Regions from separate parts of the Homo sapiens genome. Here region 1 is linked to region 2. Evidence: read pairs that join two places in POLR2A ChIA-PET (ENCODE). Cell type or tissue: GM12878. All regions are shown on one strand. Links, peaks and the distances in the headings refer to the core of each region. The heading gives the core; the rest is flanking DNA.

Region 1 (2,925 bases), core at 153-2,652, 76 kb after region 2:
GTGTTCTCTTTTCTCTGCAGCCTCACTGGCATCTATTGTTTTTTGACTTTTTAATAATAGCCATTCTGACTAGTGTGAGATGATATCTCATTGTGGTTTTGGTTTACATTTCTTCTGATTAATGATGTGGAGCACTTTTTCATGTTTGTTGACCAATTGTGTGTCTTCTTTTGGGAAGCGTCCATTCTGTCTTTTGACCCCTTTTTAATGTGGTTATTTGTTTTTGGCTTACTGAGTTATTTAAATTTCTTATAGATACTAGATATTAGACCTTTGTTGGATGCAGAGTTTGCAAATATTTTCTCTCATTCTGTGAGTTGTCTGTTTACTCTGTTTATAGTTTTTATTTTGTTTTTGTTTTGCTGTACAGAAACTCTTTAGTTTAATTAGGTCTCATTTGTCCATTTTTGTTTATGCTGCAATTGCTTAATCATAAATTTTTTCCCAAGGTCAGTGGCCAGAATAGTGTTTCCTATGTTTTCTTCTAGGATTCTAATAGTTTGAGGTCTTACATTTAAAGCTTTAATCAACCTTGAATTAATTTTTGTATATGGTGAAAGGTAGGTATCCAGTTTTATTCCTTTGCATATTGCTAGCTAGCTATCCCAGCACCATTTATTGAATAGGAAGTCCTTTCCTCATTGCTTATTTTGGACAGTTTTGTCCAAGATCAGATGGTTGTAGGTGTGTGACTTTATTTATGGGTTCTCTAGAATGCTCTTATTCTTAAGGGATGCAGGTTAAACATACTTGGATGTGACAGAATTCCTGCAATTTACTTTTTAAAAAGTCACTAAAAAACTCCCGTGTGTGTTTGTGTGTATGTGTATGTGTGTGTTTGTAAGGACATAAATCAAATGTGGCACAATAATCAGTTAGTGAAATAGGTTAAAAGTATGCTGTGTTCATTGTACTGTACTATTCTAACATTTTTGTAAGTTTTTAAATGATCAGTGAAAGTTGGGTGGCAGGGAATATTGAGAAATTGTTGGCATTGAAGTCAGAGAACCTGGAAGTTGAATTCATGTTTTTATCTTGGGCAAGCCACTCCCGACTTCCGAGTATGAAAGGGATAACCTCACTGACCTATTCCTTAAGACTGCTGTGAGGATAACAATCTAGGCCCAGGGGTATTTGTAAACTAAAAATCACTGCAGGGTTCTCAATCTGGAGTCCAAGGACAGAAGACAGATTCCATGAACTTGGATGGGAATCTCACTACCCTCTAACTGCAATTTAACATTTCCTTCAATTACACACATTAGCATAAGTTAACATGTCATCTATTTGTTCATAGTAACAGCTCAATATTGTTAGCTGTTATGATTACAGTTAATTTTCTTAAGTTGCACAAGTGACAGTCATGAAAAACATGAGTCAGCAACAGAGCTCTTACAATCTTACATCCTCTTTTTTCTTCCACATCTAAAGGACACGCCTACTCTGAGCCAATACTATGTGAAAGATACTATACCGTTGACTCATATTTTCCATGGCCCTCACTTGTGCAACTTAAAAAACCAAATTGTAATAACAGAGTTTACTCAATGTGTTCAAAACTGAACTCCTGATCTTCCCCCTAAAAAAACTGCTCACTCAAAGCCTCTCCCATGATGTCATTCCAACAGTCCAGGTGCTCAAGTCAAAAACTTTAGAGTCATCCTTGACTTTTCTTTTTTCCACCCTACCTCTAATCCTTTAGGAAATTCTGTTGGCGCTACCTTTAAAATATGTAAAAATCTGACCATTTCCCACCACGAATACTGCTACTGCTCTAGTCCAAGCCACCACCATCTTTCACCCAAAGACTAATACAACAGCCTCCTAAGCAGGTACCCTGCTTCTTCACTTGAGTCTATTCTCTCTGTAAATAATTATCCTTTTAAAATATGTCACATCATCCGTTCTCCTTTTTAAAACTTTGCAATGGTTCCCATTTCTCTCAGAGTAGAAACCAAAGTCCTTCCAACGATCTCAAGAACCCATATGATCTGACTTCCCTTTACCACTGTAACCTCAACTCCTACCTATCTCTCTCTGCCCCCACCCTGTCCCAGCCACACTGGCCTCCTTGACATCCCTAGAACGTGCCAGGCATGCTCCTACCTAAGGATTTTTGCACTGGATGTTCTCACTGCTTTGGAACCCAGATATTTATGTAGCTAATTCCATCATCTCCATGTCTTTGATCAAAGAGTAAGAGGCCTACTCTGACAATTCTTTTTAAAACAGCAACTAACCTAGAGATGCCTAATCCCCCTACCTTTCCTCTAGCACTTATGACCTTCTAATGTATAAATAATATAATATGTAGTGTCTATTGCCCCGTGCTAGATTATGAGCTCCATAGAGGGCAAAGGTCTTTTTTTGTTTCCTCATGTTTTTTTAAATTATTTATTCATTTATCTATTTTGTTATTGTTTTGTTTTCAATTTTTATTGTGCTTAAATATACATAATATAAGATATACTATCTTAACTATTTTTAATGTACAGTTCAATGGTATTAAGAACAGTTATGGCTGGGTGCGGTGGCTCATGCCTGTAATCCTAGCACTTTGGGAGGCCGAGGTAGGAGGATCACTTGAGGTCAGGAGATTGAAACCAGCCTGCTAACATGGTGAAACCCCATCTCTACTAAAAATACAAAAAAAAAAAAAAAAAGAGCCAGGTGTGGTGGCAGGTGCCTGTAATCACAGCTACTCAGGAGGCTAGGGTACAAGAATCGCTTGAACCCAGGAGGCAGAGGTTGCAGTGAGCCGAGATCGAGATCACGCCACTGCACTCCAGCCTGGGCAACAGAGTGAGACTCCATCTCAAAAACAAAACAAACAAAAAAAAGCCAACAGTTATATTGTTGTGCAACCACCATCACCATCCATCTCCAGAACTCTTTATCTTATAAAACTGAAACTCTAGAGTCATT
Region 2 (2,925 bases), core at 202-2,701:
AAATTCCTGCAACTTTCATAAAACCTGAATTAAGAATCAGTGCTTTCCAAAACTTCATGAAATAATCTGCAGGTACCAACATGCTCACAGCTGCTAAGCAGAGAAGAACAAAGTTAACGTGTTGAAACTGGTTGCATTTTGGAATATTTTAACATCTGGGCCTTGAGTTGGATGTCACATCATCATACTGGTAAGCCTCAACTCCTCACACTCAGTACTCAGAAGAGGATGAGCATGAAAAAGAAATAGAGGCAATCAGAAGTTTGCAAGAGCAGGCCAGGCACCATCTGGACTATGTAGGAGGACTGGTGGGGGAAAAGGAACATGATGGCATATGCTAGGAAAGTACAGATTGTAAAGAAAGGGTAGCACCCTTGTTTTGCAGACTAGCTACTACATTTATGTTACAAAAGAGCCCTCTGATATTACTGGGAAAGAAAATGCTTGTTTCAGGTTAGCTACATTTCAATATTCTGTAACACTGAGGAGGGGCAGAATGTGCATCTATTATAGCCCAAAAGGTAAAAATAACTGTTCATGGGTGTAAATCTCTAACAACTGAGTAAGAATCTTAGGGGAGGATCCATGTCTAAAATGTCTCATGCACTCTCCACAGAAATGCAATGCTTGGCATGTGAGAGTGGCAGAGCACTGTGCTTGGGACTCAGAACATCTGAGTTTAATTATCATCTGTGTTTCTGTGAGAAAGTCAGCCCCTTAGCCCAACTCCTCATCTGCAAAAGAAAAGAGGGGCAGTGTCAAGGGATAATGCCAAGGCAGCCTGTTTTTCTAGTTATTTTTGTTGTTGTTGTTGTTGACATTTAATAAGTCAATATATGTGACTACAGGACGGAAACTGTAAAAAGGGTCCACAGCTGGAAGGTGAAGATATTACACCTGGAGTAGTAAGGTGACAAATACCTGTTGATAGACTGGTTTCTTGATAAGAATTTATTCATGCCTCCTCTACCTTTCCATTTACTTCCGAGTTTTTGAACCTCAGCACTGCTGACGTTTTAAACCAGATGATTCCTTGCTGGGGAGTAGGGTGGGGGCCACCAGTGCATTGTAGAATGTCCAGAAACTGAACATCCTACTACCTCTACACACTAGATGCCAGTAGCAGCCGCCCCACCCTACTCCCATGAATTGGGACAAGCAAAAATGTTCCCAGACATTGCCTGATGTCCCCATGAAGGTGGGTGCAGGTGCAAAATTGTCCTTCGGTTGAGAAGAACTGGTTTAACTTAGAGACCAAATCTCAGTAGTATATTCTGAAAAAGCCATATGAGTTTTGTTTTCTCTATCCCTGAATCACAAATGAGAGCCAATTTTATTTGTGATTATAAAATAAACTGTGATTTTATTTGTGATTATCCTGCAGAAGTCACTCCGCTGATCTGTTTACATGGATTAACTCATTTAATCCTACAAGAAGGAGGTTCAACTGATCCTCACTTTAAAAATGAAGAAATTGAAGCTTAAAGAGTTGAAGTGACTTTCCCAGGTTCAAAACTAGGATAGAGCACAGCTTTTGTCTGGATCCTCCTCTGTAGGATTCCAGAACCTTTGCTTTTAACCACTCCTGCTGTGCTTCCTTACATGACATAAGATGATCAAAATAGCCCCTCGGATGAACGTAAGACAACACTTGTTGAGATGAACTGGACTTTAGACCTCAGAAGGATAAAGCACACAGCTATTCAAGGGATGGAGCTACTTGATAAATATTATTTACATGAGCTGTGGAACCAGCCAAGGCATAAAAAGAAAATCAGTCATGTCTGAAAGAAGACAGGTGGCAATTCCTAACATATTAATACAAAATCATCATTTAATTCCATAGAAACCCAGTTTTGTGGGAATATTACATTTTCTTTGTAAAGATTTATATTTTTTGAATTCAGTGATATGAAAAGAGATAAAGCTGTCCAAAAGCAAACAGTAAAAAGTAAAATTGATGAGGATAAGTTGATACTATTTTCCATGAAGTATCTGTATGGGTATATTTTTGCCAAGTGCTTCACAAAAAGCTAATGCCAAATTACTTAGTGTCTAGGATCTAGGTTTTTTCAAAATACTAAAGCTGCTAATATTATTCCCAATTTCTGGACCAAAAATGTAGACAAGGAAAGGTTGAGTAATATGTGTCAAGTTACAGAAGTCAAGAGAGGGCAAAAGAAAACTTTAATTATGGAGTGATGTATAACTCAGATCACTCTACATGTACTGTCAATCATTAATGCCCACTGAAAGAGTAACCTGGGTAGCGAAGGTATTTAGTTTCTCAAGAGATCCATCGCTGGTGGATGATTCCTTCTCAGCTGACCATGGGCAAGATTGTAACTTGTAATTTACTACTAGGAAGTCTGGCTTCATTTCCCTCAGGCTTTTACTCTGCTCCCTCAAAACCAACCAAAATTCTTAACTTTTACTATTTGATACATATACTGTATTTACTTCCTTAAATAATACTATCGAACCTTAATAATGTGAGGAACATTTCTTTCTGTCAATGATAAGAACACAGCAGTGTTCCCATAGGGTCCAAAACATCTGGCACTTATCGAACCAGAGGCTCAGTTTGAGCATGTGCATTCAGGGCACAGTTATAGTTTTGCTCTCAGCTTCCACAGTCAGTACCACATCACCATTGTGCTCTGAGAGGCAGTCCTTGAGGAAGCACCTGGCTCTGGACCCCAGAAGGCATTCTACACAAGTTAATTTTATTGTGTTATGTTGCTGCATTTCACCTGATTGAGACCAAGCCTCAGATGATGTAGGCATTTGAATTCCAAAGAAAACGACTGCCTAAGTCAGGATTCTTTCTGTTGCAAAAGATAAAAACTCAGTTTAAATGTGTTTAAGCAAAACTGAGAAGTTATTATCTTACCTAAATGAAAAATTTTAGGCACAAAGAGCACC

The links. ChIA-PET counts read pairs that join two places held together with the same protein. Peaks named below come from ENCODE experiments on the same cell type or tissue, not always from the same donor. Only the 100,000 strongest peaks of a DNase experiment are listed, where the experiment ranks them.
Region 1: POLR2A ChIA-PET joins it to region 2 with 12 read pairs; 3 of 35 experiments call an interaction of 5 or more read pairs at or near these places.

What each region holds. Positions count from the first base shown.
Region 1 is chr12:89,755,396-89,758,320 of GRCh38, reverse strand. The region is part of intron 2 of LOC107984543 (a long non-coding RNA gene); the gene reads right to left. Among named protein-coding and RNA genes, the nearest start is that of ATP2B1-AS1, 48 kb to the right of the region's middle. In GM12878, for the core only: no CTCF peak of the experiment used is centred there; a DNase peak (open chromatin) is centred at 1,470; H3K27ac peaks cover 1,802 bases.
Region 2 is chr12:89,831,255-89,834,179 of GRCh38, reverse strand. No RefSeq gene overlaps it. Among named protein-coding and RNA genes, the nearest start is that of LINC02399, 110 kb to the left of the region's middle. In GM12878, for the core only: no CTCF peak of the experiment used is centred there; no DNase peak of the experiment used is centred there.